Linked DNA regions of Homo sapiens: region 2 is linked to region 1. A link is a loop called in an ENCODE intact Hi-C map of the cell type or tissue named here. Cell type or tissue: pancreas. All regions are shown on one strand. Each heading gives the region's core, and the rest is flanking DNA. Links, peaks and the distances in the headings are about the cores only.

Region 1 (8,319 bases), core at 99-8,098:
TAGGTGGTTTTATTTAGATTATTTCATGGAATGTTCAGGAGAATTGCTCCCTCTTCACTCCTGAATTCTTGATGCAGTTCTTCCACTTTCGCCCTTTCTTCTCGTCTCTGTCTCATTCAGCTCCCTCATTACAAACCTTCCAACTGGCTGGATGGCGCAGTTGCTCAACCAGCAGAGAGCACTGGGGTAGCCCCAAATAAATGTTCATGTCATCTCCAAATTACCAGCACTATTCCCAGGTCCCAATTCAAGACAAAACCTTATCAGCCTCATCAGTGAGAGCACGTTTTCACCGAGCTGAGTAAAAACTTAGGTACAAGACCATTCAGTGGGGAAAACACTCATTTCTTTGAAGAATGGTGCTGGGAGAACTGGATATCCACATGCAAAAGGATGAAGCTGGACCCCTACATCACACCATATACAAAAATTAAGTCACAATAGGTCAAAGCCCTAAGTATAAACACTAAAACTGTTAAACTCTAAACAAAAAACATGGAATTACATTTTCAAGATCTTGGATTTGGCAATGGATTCATTCTTATTTGGTTTTTAACTTCATTGTGAGCCAATTTAGCATCCAAAATTCCAGTAGGTTTGGTAAAAATTGACAAGCTGATTCTAAAATTATAGCAAAAATGTAAAGGGCAGGCCGGGTGCAGTGGCTCACACCTGTAATCCCAGCACTTTGGGAGGCTGAAGCAGGTGGATCACTTGAGGTCAGTAGTTTGAGACCAGCCTGGCTAACATGGTGAAACCCCATCTCTGCTAAAAAAAAAAAGAAAACACCAAAAATTATCCGGGCATGGTGGAGTGTGCTGTACCTGTAATCTCAACTACTTGGGAGACTCAGGCAGGAGAATCACTTGAAGCCGGGAGGCGGAAGTTGCAGTGGGCCAAGATCATGATACTGCACTCCAGCCTGGGTGATAGAGTGACTCTGTCGAAAGAAAGAAAGAAGGAAAGAAAAAAAAGAAAAAGAAGAAAGAGAGAGAGAGAGAGAGACAGACAGACAGACAGAAAGAAAGAAAGAAAGAAAGAAAGAAAAGAAAGAAAGAGAAAGAGAAAGAGAGAAAGAAAGAGAGAGGGAGGGAGGGAGGAAGGAAGGAGAAAAAAATGTAAAGGACAAAGAAAATCTAGACTCTTCTTAAAGGACAACTCACCTCATCCTGGTCATCTTGGCGTCTTCATGATTATGAGCATGAGGACTTCTAGAATTCTCTCTCTCTGTCCCCTGTCCTCTCTAGGATTCCACAGTCTTCCCAGGTGACCAATACTTGGGATCCACCTTTCAGGCAAGGTCCTCTTCTTACCCATGGGGCTTACATATCTAATCCAGTGGTTCTTACCCAGAGCTGTGCACTGGCACCAGGACACCCCAGGCACACTTGGGGCAGCCCCTAGAGATTCGGTTGGTCTAGTTTGGAGTCTTCTTCCACAAACGCGACTGTGATTGATTTACATCTGTGACTGAATCCCTAGTGAAGATGCCTAATTGCAGCACAGTGACCTCAGTGACGCTAGCCCTAAGCATAGCCACCCAGAAGAACAGGGCATTTGGCCAAGCGAGAGTGGTGTTCTGAGGAGGGTCCTGGTCACACACCTCCATCTGTCTCCACACCTGTCTGGCCATCTGGGCCCAGCTAATCGGAGTCCAGTACCTCTTTTCTTGGTCTCAGGCCCACACAGCTTCACTCTTCGCATGTAAGCCATGCCCCTCTGAATTTCTGATGCCACTATCTTATCTCCAGTGCTGGAGTTACTACTTCTTTCAGGGAACATCACAATTCTTTCCGCATTTGAAACTTCCCACTTTCAAAAGTTTTGTCTTTCTCAGTGTCACCTCCTCTGTCTAAGGGTAGGGCCCAGGTGTGAGAAGCAGGGAACTAAGAGAACCATCCTGACTCTCGGGGAGCTGTTCTGCCTTGGCCCGTTGCTGTGAGGACACACGTCCATGGTACTGAGACAGCCAACAGCCCTGGGAACCAGAAACCTCACCCTCCTATGAGCAGGTCATGGCAGGTAGACACAAGCCTTGTTCTGGGGGCCAGGCTAAGAATGTCCCATGGATTGAACAGTAGAGACATTGACCCTGTTTGAGGTGTGAATTCTAGATTTGAGCTCCAGCAGTGCAGTTAGAAGCAGCCGACCTGCCTCTAGTTCCTAAGCCCTCGTACCCATCACACTGTTCTACAGAAGTGGCCACTTGATCCCCTAAAGCTGTGCCCTCAATGGACACTTTGTTCACATTTAAGTGAATATGATCCTTTTAAAAATTAAAAATACATATTTTAAAGATAGTCTTACCCTGTCACCCAAGACGGAGTGAAGTGGGATGAACACAGGTCACTGCAGCCTCAATTCCTGAAGTTGAGGAGTCAACTGCCTCTGTCTCCAAAGTAGCTGAGACTACAGGCGTACACCACACCTGGTTTCATTCAGGTGAATATAATCTTTGCTGCCAGCATCTCACCCTTTGATAGTAATCACATCCTCTTAAGAGGGCTTTGGAAACAATTGGCCTTGGCTAGCCAATCCCAGGTTTTCGCTTCCATGAGGGTCTCCAGCTTCACACAATATTGTGCCCATATCTGTAGCGGCCTTGGTTTTTAATTGCAAACAACAGCATCCACCCACATCAGTGTTGGTAAAAAATAAATTGCTTTTTTTTTTTTTTTTGAGACAGACTCTCGCTGTCGCCCAGGCTGGAGTGCAGTGGTGTGATCTCGGCTCACTGCAAGCTCTGCCTCCCAGGTTCACGACATTCTCCTGCCTCAGCCTCCCAAGTAGCTGGGACTACAGGTGCCCACCACCATGCCCGGCTAATTTTTTGTATTTTTAGTAGAGACGGGGCTTCACCGTGTTAGCCAGGATGGTCTCGATCTCCTGACCTTGTGATCCACCCGCCTCAGCCTCCCAAAGTGCTGGGATTACAGGTGTGAGCCACCACGCCCGGCCAAGGTATTGCTTCTTTAAGAATGGAGCTGTTAATACTGCTGGTACCAGAAACATTAAAAAAGAAAAATCCTGCATGAGGGCCAGAGGAGGAGTACAGGAGAGTGAGATGGAGTGGAATCCTCCAGTGGGTGATAGATGGATGGACAGACAGATGAATAGACAGACGAACAGATGAACAGACGGACAGACATGAATAAACAGGTGGACAGACAGATGAATAGATGAACAGACAGATGGACAACTGGATAGATGGACAGATGAAACTAATAATCTGAGAAATCAGAAAAGCTTCATGAAAAAAGTGGGACTGAGCTGTGTCTCCACGGATAGATATAAAAGCAGAGGACTCTCCACTTGAGTCGAGAATGACCCAGTGTCCTGATCCAGAGAGGAAGCCAGCCTGGCTTGACTGGGAAATTTGTGGGAGGACTCAGAGGCCCTTAAAATGAGGCCAGGTGAGGTTGGGCTGATCCGAGCCAGCTCAGGACTCCTCTGCCACACAGCACAGCTGCCTTAGGGGACACATTACTCAGGGAGTTGCTGGGACCTACTGGGCCCAGCATTGCCACCAGCACCAACAGCTTCAGAGAGGGGGGACACACACTTGGGGTGACTCCAAGACTGTGGGTGGCACCTGCCTCAAACAGGGGACAGGCACAGGGACACCTCTCGGGGTCTGGCACCCCCACGCACTGTGCCTAGGTCCCAACAACGCCCACTGCAGCCCTGTGCCCATCATGCCCAGAAGGTTTCCGCTTCAGCCTGGCCCCTGTACTGGCCCCAGGAATTTGGACCCAAGCCTCAGTCACTGGGTAAACAGCAGTGGGAACCAGCTCATTACTCTAGGTAAGTGGCTCTTACAACCTTCCCCAGCCAGTTCCACCCTCTGTTGTCTCTGGAAAATATGTTTTCTCTCCCTGGGGTGGCTTCTCCTCTGCCCTCCCAGCCTTAATCACTGACCCCTACCTTTCTCTATGGGTCCTGGGGGAGGTGGGTTAGTCTTGAGGTAACCAGCAGAAGGGCCCCAGGTTCCAACAGCCAGACGCAGCCTGGTCCCGGGGCCTGGGCTGGGTTTAGGCAAGGTCAGAGTTCCTTCACCTCTTTCAGGGCAGGCACCCGAGGTGCGGGGCAGAGGCCAGTTCTGACTGGCACACTGCAGTAGCATCAGAGACACCCCCCGGACCCCAGGGTCTAGGCTGATGGCTGGATGCCCATCCAGCCTGGGAAGGCCACACGGGGGCCTGGGGACAAAGGGGTCACCATGAGGTGACATCAATGCAGGTGCAGAGAGGGCTCTGGGTCTAGGCTGCAGCTCTCTGGCCTCTGCTGGGTCATGAGGACACAGGGACAAAAAAAGAAGATGGGTCAGATGGGGCAAGATGGCCAGAGCCCAGCCCTCCCAGAATAGTCATCAGAGAGGAGCAGATCCCTTAGGGCAGAGACATATTTGTCCCTGGAGCCCCTTCACCCCTGGGGCCTGGCGTCTCACTGTCCATGGGTCAGTCTCCCACCTTCCTCAAAGGGCACGTTAGACTCAGGAGGTGACAAGAGGGGAGCGAATGGGGGGTGCAGAGGACTCTACGGCAGCCAGCTGAAGTCTAGAGTTGTCAGAGTCCGTGGAGGCAGGCATGGGGGGCTGCTGTGTCCCGTGGTCCAGGGGAGCAGCCCCAACACCACAGTGGAGGTGAAGGGTCCTATGGTTGGGGTGGTGGGGACAAGGGAGGTGAAGAGCGGTGGAGGAGCCCCGGGGCTTGTCTGGGTGCAGCCCACCCTTCATCAGGAAAGCTGAATGGGATGGGCTGGGGCAAAGCCTGGTGCCCCAGGGGACAGGAAGCTCCAGGCCCCACCAGGCTTGGGCCTTTCCACACTCTGCCAGGATAGTCCTGTGGGCTGGGCGGGGACGTGCAAATTCCAAACTCAGACTCCAGAGACCAGAGAGGAGGGAGCACAGCCTGCCCTGGGTACACACAGGGAAACAGAGGCTGCAGAGGAGGGCTGGGCCAGGGCTCCTAGAAAAGGTGACTTGGGAAGAGCTCCTAGGAAGGTGCGGGCTGGCTGCTCTGCAGAGGTCTTGAGTGAAAAGGAGGGGAATGAGGAGGGAAGAGGCAGCCCCGGGTGGACTGGACAGCCATGCCGTGAACCTCACAGAGACTTTAGACAGAGAGGGGGCTCTACAACACCCCAGTACTCCCTCTGCCTCTCTTGCCCCCTCCTCTGTCCACACAGGTCTGCCCAAGGCCGCCCCTTTGGACACTCTGAGGAACTCCAAGCCAACAAGATGCCTCTCATTAGTGACTTCTACCCTGATGCCGTGATGGTGGCCTGGAAGGCAGAGGGCACCACCATCACCCTGGGCATGAAGACTGCCACACCCTCCAAACAGAGAAACACAAGTACACGGTTAGCAGCTACCTGAACCTGACGTCTGACCAGTGGAGGTCCCCCAGCAGCTATGTTCTTAGGCCCCTCACCCCACCCACAGCAGCCAGGAGCTGCAGGATCCCAGGGCAGGGGTCTCCCCTCCCACCCCAAGGCATCCAGCCCTTCTCCTTGCACCCAATAAACCCTCAGTAAATATCCTCATTGTTAATCAGAAATTCTGCTCCCTGTCTTCATTTCTTACCTTTCATATAATTTGACACTTCCCCCAGGTTCTCAGTGGGGGATGGGGGAATCCTGACACTCAGTGGGAAAATAGCTTGTGGGAGAGGCTCCCAGGCTCCCAGGGGCATCTGCTGGAGAAACAGGCCAGGCAAGGAGCAATCTGATCACTGAAGACCAGTCCCTCTGCCCTCTCCCTCCTCCAATTCCCCGCTGCAGCACTCCCTCCCCCAACCCCCCGCCACTCCCTGCCTCCTTTCTGGATGGAGCTGTCCCTGGCTGGGCCTTCAGATATGCCCTCTGTCCTTGCCCTAGTAAAGACACTCTTCCCACCTACGACCTCTTTTTCCTCAGCCTGGAAGTAACACTCTGGGCCTGGAGTTCCTCTGCCCGTGGCCCTGGCCCCTGGAATCCCCTCCTCCCTCTCTGCCCAACTCCCCACCCCTGAGAGCTGGACTGTCCAGAATACTCCAGCACCTTCAAATTCATGAGCTGTTAAATTTGGGGCCCACCTCGATTCTTCACCTGCCAGCAGGTTCACAGGTGTAAGAAAAATCGGAGGAAGGCAAGAAGGAAACACACACAAAAGGCTTGCAGGAGGCTCAGGACACTTGCCAAAGATAGGCTCTAAGCTCCCCAGGAACCAGAGCAAGAAGGGTAACAGGAGCTCCATCATTTCTATGAGATTTAACAAAGCCTTTGCTTGAGGGAAGTTGGTGTTTTCAATGCTGAGGCCAGGCATCTCCTCAGAACTAACAGTGGGGATGTGTTTTTTGTCTGTTTGTTTTGTTTCGTTTTGTTTTGAGACGGAGTCTCACTCTGTCGCCCAGGCTGGAGTGCACTGGTGCAATCTCGGCTCACTGCAAGCTCCGCCTCCCAGGTTCACGCCATTCTCCTGCCTCAGCCTCCCGAGTAGCTGGGACCACAGGCGCCCACCACCATGTCCGGCTAATTTTTTGTATTTTTTTTTAGTAGAGGTGGGGTTTCACCGTGTTAGCCAGGATGGTCTTGATCTCTTGACCTCGTGATCTGCCCACCTTGGCCTCCCAAAGTGCTGGGATTACAGGTGTGAACCACCACTCCAGGCAGTGGGGATGTGTTTTACCCAATCCCTTAGTATTGATTGGATTTGGGCTCCGACACCTGCACAGGTGACTGCCTGGCAGCCCCAGAACACGGAGATGTTCTCAAGTGTGTGGCACAGAAAGTCACTGGCTGCCTTTGGGGGGCATTCTTTTTGGGAAACACCTCTCCATTGGATCCTGGGCCTCAGGTGGAAAACCAGGTCCTGCCTCGGGACTTTCTCTGTGAGGCTCCCTGGGTCTGGGGCTCCAGCCATTCTCCGAGAGGAAGGTGCCAGGAGAGAGAGCAAGGCCCAGCCCCACCTAGTCTTTCCTGCATGGTCCCTGCTCTGGTAGAGACAGGGTTTGGCCTGGCTGGGTTCCACACCTGCTGAAGGATGCACAGATGGTAGATGCCCAGTCTGACCCTGGGTCTACCCAGGGCTAACCCCCTTCCCTGAGGCCAGACTGAGGAGGCTGAGCCTGCCCAGGTCCTGCAGGTGTTCAGGGCAGCACAGACAGTGGGTGCCCAGGCCCCTGACCCAAGGTCACCCTTCCCTCTTGAGGCTGTGCTAGGCAGGGCCAGGAGACAGTACTGAACACACCAATCCCCTTGTGGCTCTGTGGGGTTGGGGACCTACACTCCTCAGTCTACATCGAGCCGGTGTAGGAGACAGGCAGAAGCAGGAGGGTCCTCGGAGTCCACAAAGCAGAGCAGGGGCAGGTGCTCGTGTGCCCATTTCACCGAAGAGAGAACTGAGGCTCCACGGGAAGGGAAGTGACCTGCCCGGGTCAACATGGTGAGCTGCTGCCTGACCCACCCCCAGCCTCTTTCCACAGCTCCTCAGTCCTTCATTCATTCACTCACACACTCATTCAGCAAACCCTCAGTGAGCACAGCTGTGGGCCAGGTGCTGGTGCAAGACCAGGACCACCTGCCCTGGAGAAGCTCATGAGCTGGAGGACAACAGGGAGACACCACTGCACCCCCCTGTCCTCAAGTCCCCAAGGTTGGAGCTTGGCCCAGGGAGCGCCTGGGGCAGCAGGGGCATCTCCCCCTACTTAGCAGAAGATTTAACTGAAAGAACCATCTGACGGAGCCCCAGCTGTCATCCCTGGGCCACAGTGGGAACATCACAGTCCCTCATCAACCCTCACAGTGACCCTGAGGCCCAGGGCAGCCATGGTCCACCTCACATAGGGCAGGCCGACCATGAGGAATGCACCACGGTTGCCTCATAGCGACCCTGAGCTCTAGAGCTGCCATTGCCCACCTTATAGAGGGGATGCTGACCAGGAGGGAGGCACCAACCAGGGCCACCCAGGCTCCGGCCAGCCTGAGAGTGGCCCAGCTGGCCCTGTGCCTGCACTGCCCTGCACCTGCTGCCCTGCCCAGCTCAGACCCTGGTCATATCCTCAGGAGTGATGGCCCCACAGCACCAGGGCAGGGTAGGTCCACACTGGGAGAGCCCCTAAAGGTACAGAGAAGAGCACTGGAGTCCAGGGAGGAGGGATTGTCCCGGCCCTGGTCCTGCCTCGCTGTGACCAGGGCTGAGGCATTTGCTCTAAATCAGATGGGGGAGGGGCATCTGTGGCTTCCTCTACAGCCAAAACCAGAGCCCCAAATAGCCCCGGTGGGTATGGAGGGGCCTTGGGGGAGGGGAGGAAATGGGAGGGGAGGTGGCTGCTTGGGGCTCTG
Region 2 (8,313 bases), core at 1-8,000, 48 kb before region 1:
TGAATGGGTGCCCTTCATTTGTTTTTCTTCCCACTAGAAATCTCCCTGCCTCCCATCCTCTGGGCTCTGCTGGCTGCCAGCTGCCAGGGTGAGACCCGTGTTCCACTGCACCCTGGGGAGTGCCTCCAGGGGACACACTGAGTGCCGGAGCCAGGAGCAAGGAACGGTTCCCAGTATGTGGGGGCGGGGGTGGGGATCGCGCAGTGCCGCCAGCCTTGCCTGAGGGTTCCTCTGTGAGATGGAGCTCCCTGGACCAGCCTTTTTGCCCTCCCACCTCCTCTCTGGCCCACTCGGTGTCCACCTGCCTTCAGCTCCAGGCTGCTGTGTGGGTCCCTTTCCCAGAAATGCAGTTCAGGCCATTGTTGCTGGGGTGGTGGTGTTGCTGGGGTGTTGATGTTTAGCGTGCCTGAGCTCCCTTCATCACTAGGATGACCTTGAGCAAGTCACTTCCCTCTGAGCTCCCTGTTCCCAACCTGTGACACACAGGTGACAGGTGGTGTGCACTCAGAAACTCCTTCCCTAGGATGTGTGACATTCTTGTCCTGGGGCCTTTGCTAGCTGTGACACACCGGCGCCCGACCTCTCTGGCTGCCTCCCTAATGCCAGTTGTGTCTTCAGATGAGTCTTTGGGGGGCTGCTTCTCATCCCAGGTGCTGGACTTGGACTGTCCACCACTGACACCTGGGCACAGGGCCTGGCTTTCTGCTCTTGTGCTCTTGGAAATGAAAGGGTGCCCCTCGTTTGTTTTTCTTCCCACTAGAAATCTCCCTGTCTCCCATCCTGTAGGCTCTGCTGGCCACCAGCTGCCCTGACCTGGGGCAGCTGAAGAACTGAGATAGACCTAAGTTCTGGGTGGGTGCTTGGAGGCCCCACGGGCGTGGCTGGTGAGATTGCCGCTTCAGGGCCAAAGTGGGTGCCGGGCTTCCTGAGGTTCGAGAGCAGATGAGAACTCTTGAGTGGCAATGAGGGCTGTGTGGTGGCCTTCTCTGCTTGGCAGCCTCTGCCCAGCCTGCAGCTGCCTTGCTCCTCAGAGAAGCGCTGAGCTTTAGGCCACAGAAAAGAGCTGACCATCTTCTAGAAGGGACAGCTGCTCAGGCACAGGCGCCTCTCTGGAAGAGGCAGTCAGGTAGAGGCAAGGGGAGGGGCCCTGACCTTCAAGCAGGAAGAGAGGTGAGCTTGTGAGACAGCTTTCTGGGGTGCAGGTAGAGAGTAGCAGCAAGTCAAGCATGGGTCAGAAAAGGCAGAGTTGGGCTGAGCATGGGGCCCAGAGTCTTTGCTTCCCACTCCTCGGTGCCGTCTGTGGTTCTCTGTATGGAATTTTCTGGCCTTGGGATTTTGTTGACACCTGGATAAGTCTAGAACATGTGTTCCGGTGTCTGGGACATGCCCTTACTCCTCTTCAGCTAGGGCTCTGTGCACCCCAGCACCGTGAATGCACAGGACTTTGGTGGGAGAAATCTCTGTACTTGTTCAACTCAGCATTTAGCAAATGAAGTCACATCAGTCCCCGTTTCTGACCTTGCTAACCTTTGCGAGAATCACCGCGAGCCATTTTGCTCCATTAGGTAGAGTGATGAGGCCCGGCAGGCCGAGGCTGGGGCTCCTGCACTCTGTCCCTCCTCTCCCAGGCAGAGGTGTCTTGACCACAAAGCAGTGGGAACAGTCCATTCCATCGGTTGATGTCCCACTGGGCCAGTGGCTTTGGATAGGGACCTCTGACCCAGCTGTGCTGGAAGTACCCTGTTGTGGTCACGCTCTGTGCCTTAGCCCCCCACCCCCTGGTCTCCCAGCACACGTGGTTCAGGAACGGCCTGCACCCAGCATCCCTTGCAGCACTGTCAGGCACAGCCCATGGAACAGGCAGGACAGAAAGAGCATTTCGCTCCAGGAGCTTGGTCCACGTGGTGCTGAAAGGGCAGTGCCACCCTGCCCTCTGCTGCCTGGTGGGGTGGTGAGGAGGGCAGCATTCTGTTTGTGGGCTCTGGGCCTGGTCCCCAATTTAAGGAGCTTAGAAAGCAGCTGTCCTATCCCAGTACTCACAGCACTGTGGTGGAAGTGCTTGGGGGGTGGTGTGAGCCGTGGCCCGAGACAGGCGTTCATGGCCAGAGTGCCCCAGGAGAAGCACTGAGTTGGTCTACAGAAATGGATGGTCCAGGGGCCTGGCTCCTAGGCAGACTGTGAGGGGATGCTTGGCATGCAGGGGGTTGACTAGGGTGTGGGAAATGTAGCAGGGCCTTCAGGGTTCCCCCAGTGTGACAAGGCATCCCTCTTTGCTGAGAGTCCCTCTAGGGGAGGCCAGACGCCCAGGGCTGGCAGGCAGCTGTTCTCCCCATCAAAGCAGCCATCTGTGCTCCACCCCAGGAAGGTGTGGGTGTTTTACATATGCTTATCCCTGATGCCTGGGTGGTGTGGTTTCATCCCTAGAGTTTACGGATGAAGACAGTGGTGTCCCTGGTGCAGACACTGGGGTGATTGATCTTATTTGTGTCGTGGCCAGCAAGGCCTGGGGAGCAGAGCAACAGCCTTGCTTTGCATACACACAGGGCCTCAGAGGACTCAGGTGCACACCTGCATGGCAGAACCAGGCTCTGGGCCCAGGTGTCTGACACTGAGTAGCTCGCCTCTCCCAGGGGCGCTGGTGTGGGCCGATGCAAGTGCCACCATGGGTGTGTGTGTGGCTCCCTGGGCCACCTCACTCCAATTAAGCAGGTCCAGGTGGGACAGCCTGGGACCAGCCCTGCAGCAGCATGTGTTAACCACAACAGATGGCTGTAGCCACCAGGCTTGTCCTTGGTGCAGTCAGCCTGGGGGCTGCGGGGGCTTGTGGAAGCATGTGGGAAGACGGTCCCACTGGTCAGCAGAGCAGGGTCCTCACCGACCCACAGAGGAGCATGTCACAGGACAGGCAGGCGTGTCAGGGAAGGCCAGGCTAGTGCCAGCCAAGGGCATTGCCTCCCAGACTGCCCTTTTCCTCACACTCCCACGACACAGCCCTCAAAGCCTGTGCCCCTGTGGGTCCCTGGCCAAGGAGCAAGGGCTGCCCTGCCTGGGCCCCCCCCGCCAGCCCCTTGGTCACCTCATGCTGTGTGCCAGGCTGGGGGAGTGTGCCTGTGTGTATGTCCAGGTGGCATTTGGATGAAGACACAGGTGTGTGGTGAGGCTGTGCGGGAGGATGGGCCTATGCGTGCGGTGGGCAGGTGGTGTGGAGGCAGGCGGGCGGGCGTGTGGCAGCGCGCCGGCTGAGCCCCTCCACTTCCAGGTCAGCCAGAGCAGCCTCCCCATGCTGTCCTCGCCGTCACCGGGCCAGCAGGTGCAGACCCCGCAGTCGATGCCCCCTCCCCCCCAGCCGTCCCCGCAGCCCGGCCAGCCCAGCTCACAGCCCAACTCCAACGTCAGGTAGGCCTGGCCTGGGGTGCCCCTCCCCACCTGGCCCTCGAGGCTGGCCCTGCCTGGACCCCGGCTCACATGTTTCTCTCACTTGGCTGCAGCTCTGGCCCTGCCCCATCTCCCAGTAGCTTCCTGCCCAGCCCCTCACCGCAGCCCTCCCAGAGCCCAGTGACGGCGCGGACCCCACAGAACTTCAGTGTCCCCTCACCTGGACCTTTAAACACACCTGGTAAGTTGGGCCTGAGGTGCTAAGGTCACTCCTCACCTTTATGAGGCCTCAGCTCATACTGGGTGTGCGAGCTCTGGGGCCCTCAGAGCTCAAGTTCCCCACCCGAGGGTCGAGGGCTGTGGCCTCACCCGCCTGTGTCCTGCAGTGAACCCCAGCTCTGTCATGAGCCCAGCTGGCTCCAGCCAGGCTGAGGAGCAGCAGTACCTGGACAAGCTGAAGCAGCTGTCGAAGTACATCGAGCCCCTGCGCCGCATGATCAACAAGATCGACAAGAACGAAGGTAGGCTGCAGCCAGGGCAGGGGCCTGCACCCTGGGGACACCACCAGGCTTGTGTCTTAGTGTGTACCCTCTTCTGTCCCAGACAGAAAAAAGGACCTGAGTAAGATGAAGAGCCTTCTGGACATTCTGACAGACCCCTCGAAGCGGTGAGCTTTGCCCACAGCCCACGGAGGGTCCACAAGGGCACAGATAGCCCAGCCATGGATGGGCACTTGGTGATGATGTGGGTTTAACAAAGGCACCAGGCAGCTCTTTGGACCCTGGCCAGAGGCCTCCAAGGCTCCACTCTGGTGTGTGCTGGGGCTTCAAGCCCAGGCTTCATCTTGGCCCATGCCCAGCCTTTGCCCTATTCCTGGCTGCTGCTGTGGCCCTCATGCTGGGCCATCACAGCCAGACCTCATCCAGTCAGCAGCCAGGGGCCCAGCTTGCAGTGGCCTGACCATCAGCTGGCCCAGATGGGCCTGAGCCTGACCTGGAGTTCTGCCCCTGACTTGCTGGTGACCATGGGCAGGCGACTGCATCTCAGTTACCCCATTTGTAGCCCACGTGTGTTGTCATGAAAATGAAACAAGGTGGCGCTGGTGAGAAGCAGGTGGAAGGCAGGGCTGCTGGCCACAGGCTGCTGTGAGGATCAGAGCTCGGGCAGTACCTCCAAACTGCATGGGCATTGGCATATACCTCCCTTTCACCTCAACTCAGGCTATCCCCCAACCCCTGTCTAGAAGGGTCTCTCTGTTCTGCTTGTCTGGATAGAATGCCAGTCACTATTGGGTGGTCCTCCAGGTCTTCATGGGTTGATCCTTTGTTAGGGTTATAGGGATGAGTGGGGCAGGGACTGGCCTACATGACAATGAGGCATTCACAGCCTGATCAGGGGCCTGGCCACTGTCCCTTCTCTTGACCCATCACCTCACTCTGCCAACCAGGGACAAGCAGCTCCTGGGGTTGAGGGCTGCCTGCCTTCAACTCTGGGTCTGGGAACAGCTGGTCAACTGGTAGGAGCTCCTGCAGAGGTTTCTGATGGCTGAGGCCCAGTGGCAGTAGTTGGGATCCTGAGCCTGAGAACTGCCATGTCTTCCACTCTTTCAGCCCAAGTCCTCTCTCTCTGCAGGTGTCCCCTGAAGACCTTGCAAAAGTGTGAGATCGCCCTGGAGAAACTCAAGAATGACATGGCGGTGGTGAGTGGGATGCCAGACACCCCTAGGGGAACCAGGGCTCTCCTAAGAGCTCCTGGGAGTGCTGCTGAGAGGGCCTTCAAGGTCAGGGCATCTGGGCGGGGGCCGGGCCTGACCTTGGACCCTGCCCACGAGGCTTCCTGGCCAGGTCTGCTGTGCTGGGTGGGAACATGGGAGAAGTCACCCTCTGTCTACGGCCCCCGTGGGTGCCTCCTTCACCCATTTCAGAGGAGGCAGGGACTGTAGGGAGGATAGGCTGTGGGGGTGGGGGATTATTCCCAGGATCAGCCAACATTGTCTGCACAAGGGTGGAGGCTGTGAGAGAGGCCTCGGGAATCTGACTGTGAGTGACCATGGGCCTGGGGTGTGAAGGCCCCCTAAATGGGGAACCCTCGGGTCCCGGGCTGCTGACCGTGCCCATCCTGTCTCCAGCCCACTCCCCCACCGCCCCCGGTGCCACCGACCAAACAGCAGTACCTATGCCAGCCGCTCCTGGATGCCGTCCTGGCCAACATCCGCTCACCTGTCTTCAACCATTCCCTGTACCGCACATTCGTTCCAGCCATGACCGCCATTCACGGCCCACCCATCACGTATGTCCAGCTGGGCTGGGCTTTGCGGAGGGCGGCCAGCCCTGGGCCGCGTGTGCCAGGTGTGGTCACCATGCCGCCTCCCCAGGGCCCCAGTGGTGTGCACCCGGAAGCGCAGGCTTGAGGATGATGAGCGGCAGAGCATCCCCAGTGTGCTCCAGGGTGAGGTGGCCAGGCTGGACCCCAAGTTCCTGGTAAACCTGGACCCTTCTCACTGCAGCAACAATGGCACTGTCCACCTGATCTGCAAGCTGGGTGAGTGTCCAGAGGGCCGGGACTGGTGTGGGAAAGCAGGCCCTGACCGCAGCCCCAGGACTCTGCCATCCAAGCCAGATGGCACAGCGCCCAGAACCCACCCTGTGTTCACGCCCCGCCAGGCTGTCTGCTCTATCCTCACACACACCGGGCTCCAGACAGCCTGGCCATGCCTCAGTCCCCACTGCCAGAGCCCGCACACTCTCACCTCCCCAACACAGATGTGGCTTTGCTTGCCTGGGCCCTAGGGAGGTGGTAGGCAGGACCTCTGGGCACCCATCAATGCAGAGCACTCCAGGCTTCACGTTTGGAAATCTGAGAGTCAGAGAGACCTCCTCCAGGCTTTGCCACAAGCTTCACCAGAACCTCCCTGGGTGTGGAGTCCTGTTCCAGAGCAGGGCTGTGAGGCAGGGCAGGCCGGGGCTTGTCCAGGTCACAGATAGAGCCTTCTGTGTTGCAGATGACAAGGACCTCCCAAGTGTGCCACCACTGGAGCTCAGTGTGCCCGCTGACTATCCTGCCCAAAGCCCGCTGTGGATAGACCGGCAGTGGCAGTACGGTAGGTAGACCCAGAGGAGCTGTCTGGGGACCCAGGGCAAGCAGGGGTCATTGTGGAAAACCAGGCTTCCACTGCAGCAGGGACAGCCTCTGTGTGCTCCTGCCCCTCCCCAGCTCAGGCCCCTCCCTCCCCTCTTCTGGCTCCTCCTGCACAGACAGCAGCGGGTTTTCCAGTGGTCGCCTGAGAGAAAAGGGTCTCTGCTCCCACTGTGTCCCTTCGCCCCTTCAACTTGTGTCACGTCAGCTGTCCAGGGTGGTTGTGTTCAGTGGGTGAGGGGTGAGTAAGCCCATGGCTCAGGGACAGTCCCCGCTCTTCCCAGAGGCCACTAGCTTCCCAGAGGCCACTACCTTGGCAGGGCTGCCAGGTTCCACTGGTAGCTTGGGCACACAGGGCCCAATCTGGGTGCTGTGGCTCCAGAGAGAACCACGGTGGCAGGGGGCAGTCTCTGAGCCCAGAGCTGGCACACAGCAGAGCTGGCACACAGCAGAGCTGGCACACAGTAGAGCCAGGCTGGGTCCCCAAGGTTGTTAGAGGCAGAGCCCTAGATCCTGTTCAGATTTGGTTCTCACTGACGATGAGGCTCTGGGAGGAGAGCCCAAAGGCCGGGCAGCGTGCAGGACACATCACCTCCTGGTGCTTCGGCCCGCGCCTGGGGCTACCCCTTCCCAGAGCACTGCCGGGTGTGCCAGGAGCGAGCGCAGCGCCGGCCGCCTTAGGTTCACGCCCACTGCTCTGTTGCAGACGCCAACCCCTTCCTCCAGTCGGTGCACCGCTGCATGACCTCCAGGCTGCTGCAGCTCCCGGACAAGCACTCGGTCACCGCCTTGCTCAACACCTGGGCCCAGAGCGTCCACCAGGCCTGCCTCTCAGCCGCCTAGCCAAGACTGCAGGGATGGCCCGCAGCCTCATCGGGGCCAAGGACACACGCCTCCTGTCAGACACTTCTAGGTGTTGGCTTCCTTAGAGAGCCTGGGGTTAGGTTAGCTTTCCTGCTTTTATCTTCTGCCTTGGGGACCTGCCAAACGAAATCCCACACCTGTACAGAACTGGGATAGGCGCAGTGGAGCGGGTTGCTTGGGGGGCGTTGGCCGACTTCTTAGAGAAGGCCCTCCATGTGACTTCCTCCCAGGAGCCAGATGCGATCCTCAGGCTGCTCTCACCGTGGCCTGTCCACGGTCCAGGTCCATCTCAGCAGCGTGAGGGTGCACTCAGGGTGTTGTTAGAGCGTCTCGTGTGTGCTAGACGCACCCCTACTCGTTCCTATAGAACACAGAGGACATAGGAAACCCTTAAAACACACATGGGATTCTCTGGTCACAGTTTTGGGTTCAGGCTATGCTGCTTTGGGCAGGTGGAGCACCCCCCGAGGAAGCCTGCAAGTCCAGGGCACAGGCTGCCTTTTGGAGGGAGGGCTGGCCCATAGGTGCTGCTGGCTCCCCGCCACCAGCTGGGCCTCAGCCCTCACGGCATTCCTGCTGAGCACCGTGGGGCACCCAGGGAGCAGGGGCGTCAGGGATCCTGCTGCCGGCACCCCTGTGCCGCTGGCATGAGGGCCGTGTCCCCACTGTGAAGGATGAAGAGCAAGGCCCTCAGGACCCGTGTCCTCAGAGCACCACACACTGAGCACCCAGAGACAGCGGGCCTGGCAGCGGGCCGGGCCATGCAGGGAGCGCCTCCCTATGTTGCCTGCCACTCTGGGCACCGGCCAGCACCCTCTGGTGAGAAGAGGTCCCCCCTTTTTATGTGCACTACCCCACCATCTGTGATTATAATAAATTTATTATTCCTGTGTTTGTCAGTTGTTCATCACTGTGTCCCCTTCTCCATGAATCTGGGCT

Evidence for each region. A loop is a pair of places that touch in the nucleus more often than their neighbours do. Peaks named below come from ENCODE experiments on the same cell type or tissue, not always from the same donor. Only the 100,000 strongest peaks of a DNase experiment are listed, where the experiment ranks them.
Region 2: a loop joins it to region 1, with 4 times the contacts of the local background. A loop is called at or near these places in 2 of 110 quality-filtered maps.

The regions. Positions count from the first base shown.
Region 1 is chr22:20,627,407-20,635,725 of GRCh38, forward strand. It overlaps the pseudogene IGLL4P. Among named protein-coding and RNA genes, the nearest start is that of MED15, 120 kb to the left of the region's middle. RefSeq lists enhancers at 4,780-5,305, 6,493-7,235. In pancreas, for the core only: no CTCF peak of the experiment used is centred there; no DNase peak of the experiment used is centred there.
Region 2 is chr22:20,579,352-20,587,664 of GRCh38, forward strand. It overlaps MED15 (mediator complex subunit 15), which reads left to right. Exons shown (of 18, transcript NM_001003891.3): 10 at 3,260-3,396; 11 at 3,489-3,616; 12 at 3,762-3,896; 13 at 3,979-4,042; 14 at 5,008-5,074; 15 at 5,504-5,664; 16 at 5,750-5,916; 17 at 6,377-6,475; 18 at 7,217-8,268. The coding sequence ends at 7,353. LOC124905084 (a long non-coding RNA gene) reads right to left here. Exons shown (of 3, transcript XR_007068013.1): 3 at 8,237-8,313. Among named protein-coding and RNA genes, the nearest start is that of MED15, 76 kb to the left of the region's middle. In pancreas, for the core only: no CTCF peak of the experiment used is centred there; DNase peaks (open chromatin) are centred at 3,290, 4,270, 6,050, 7,034 and 3 weaker places.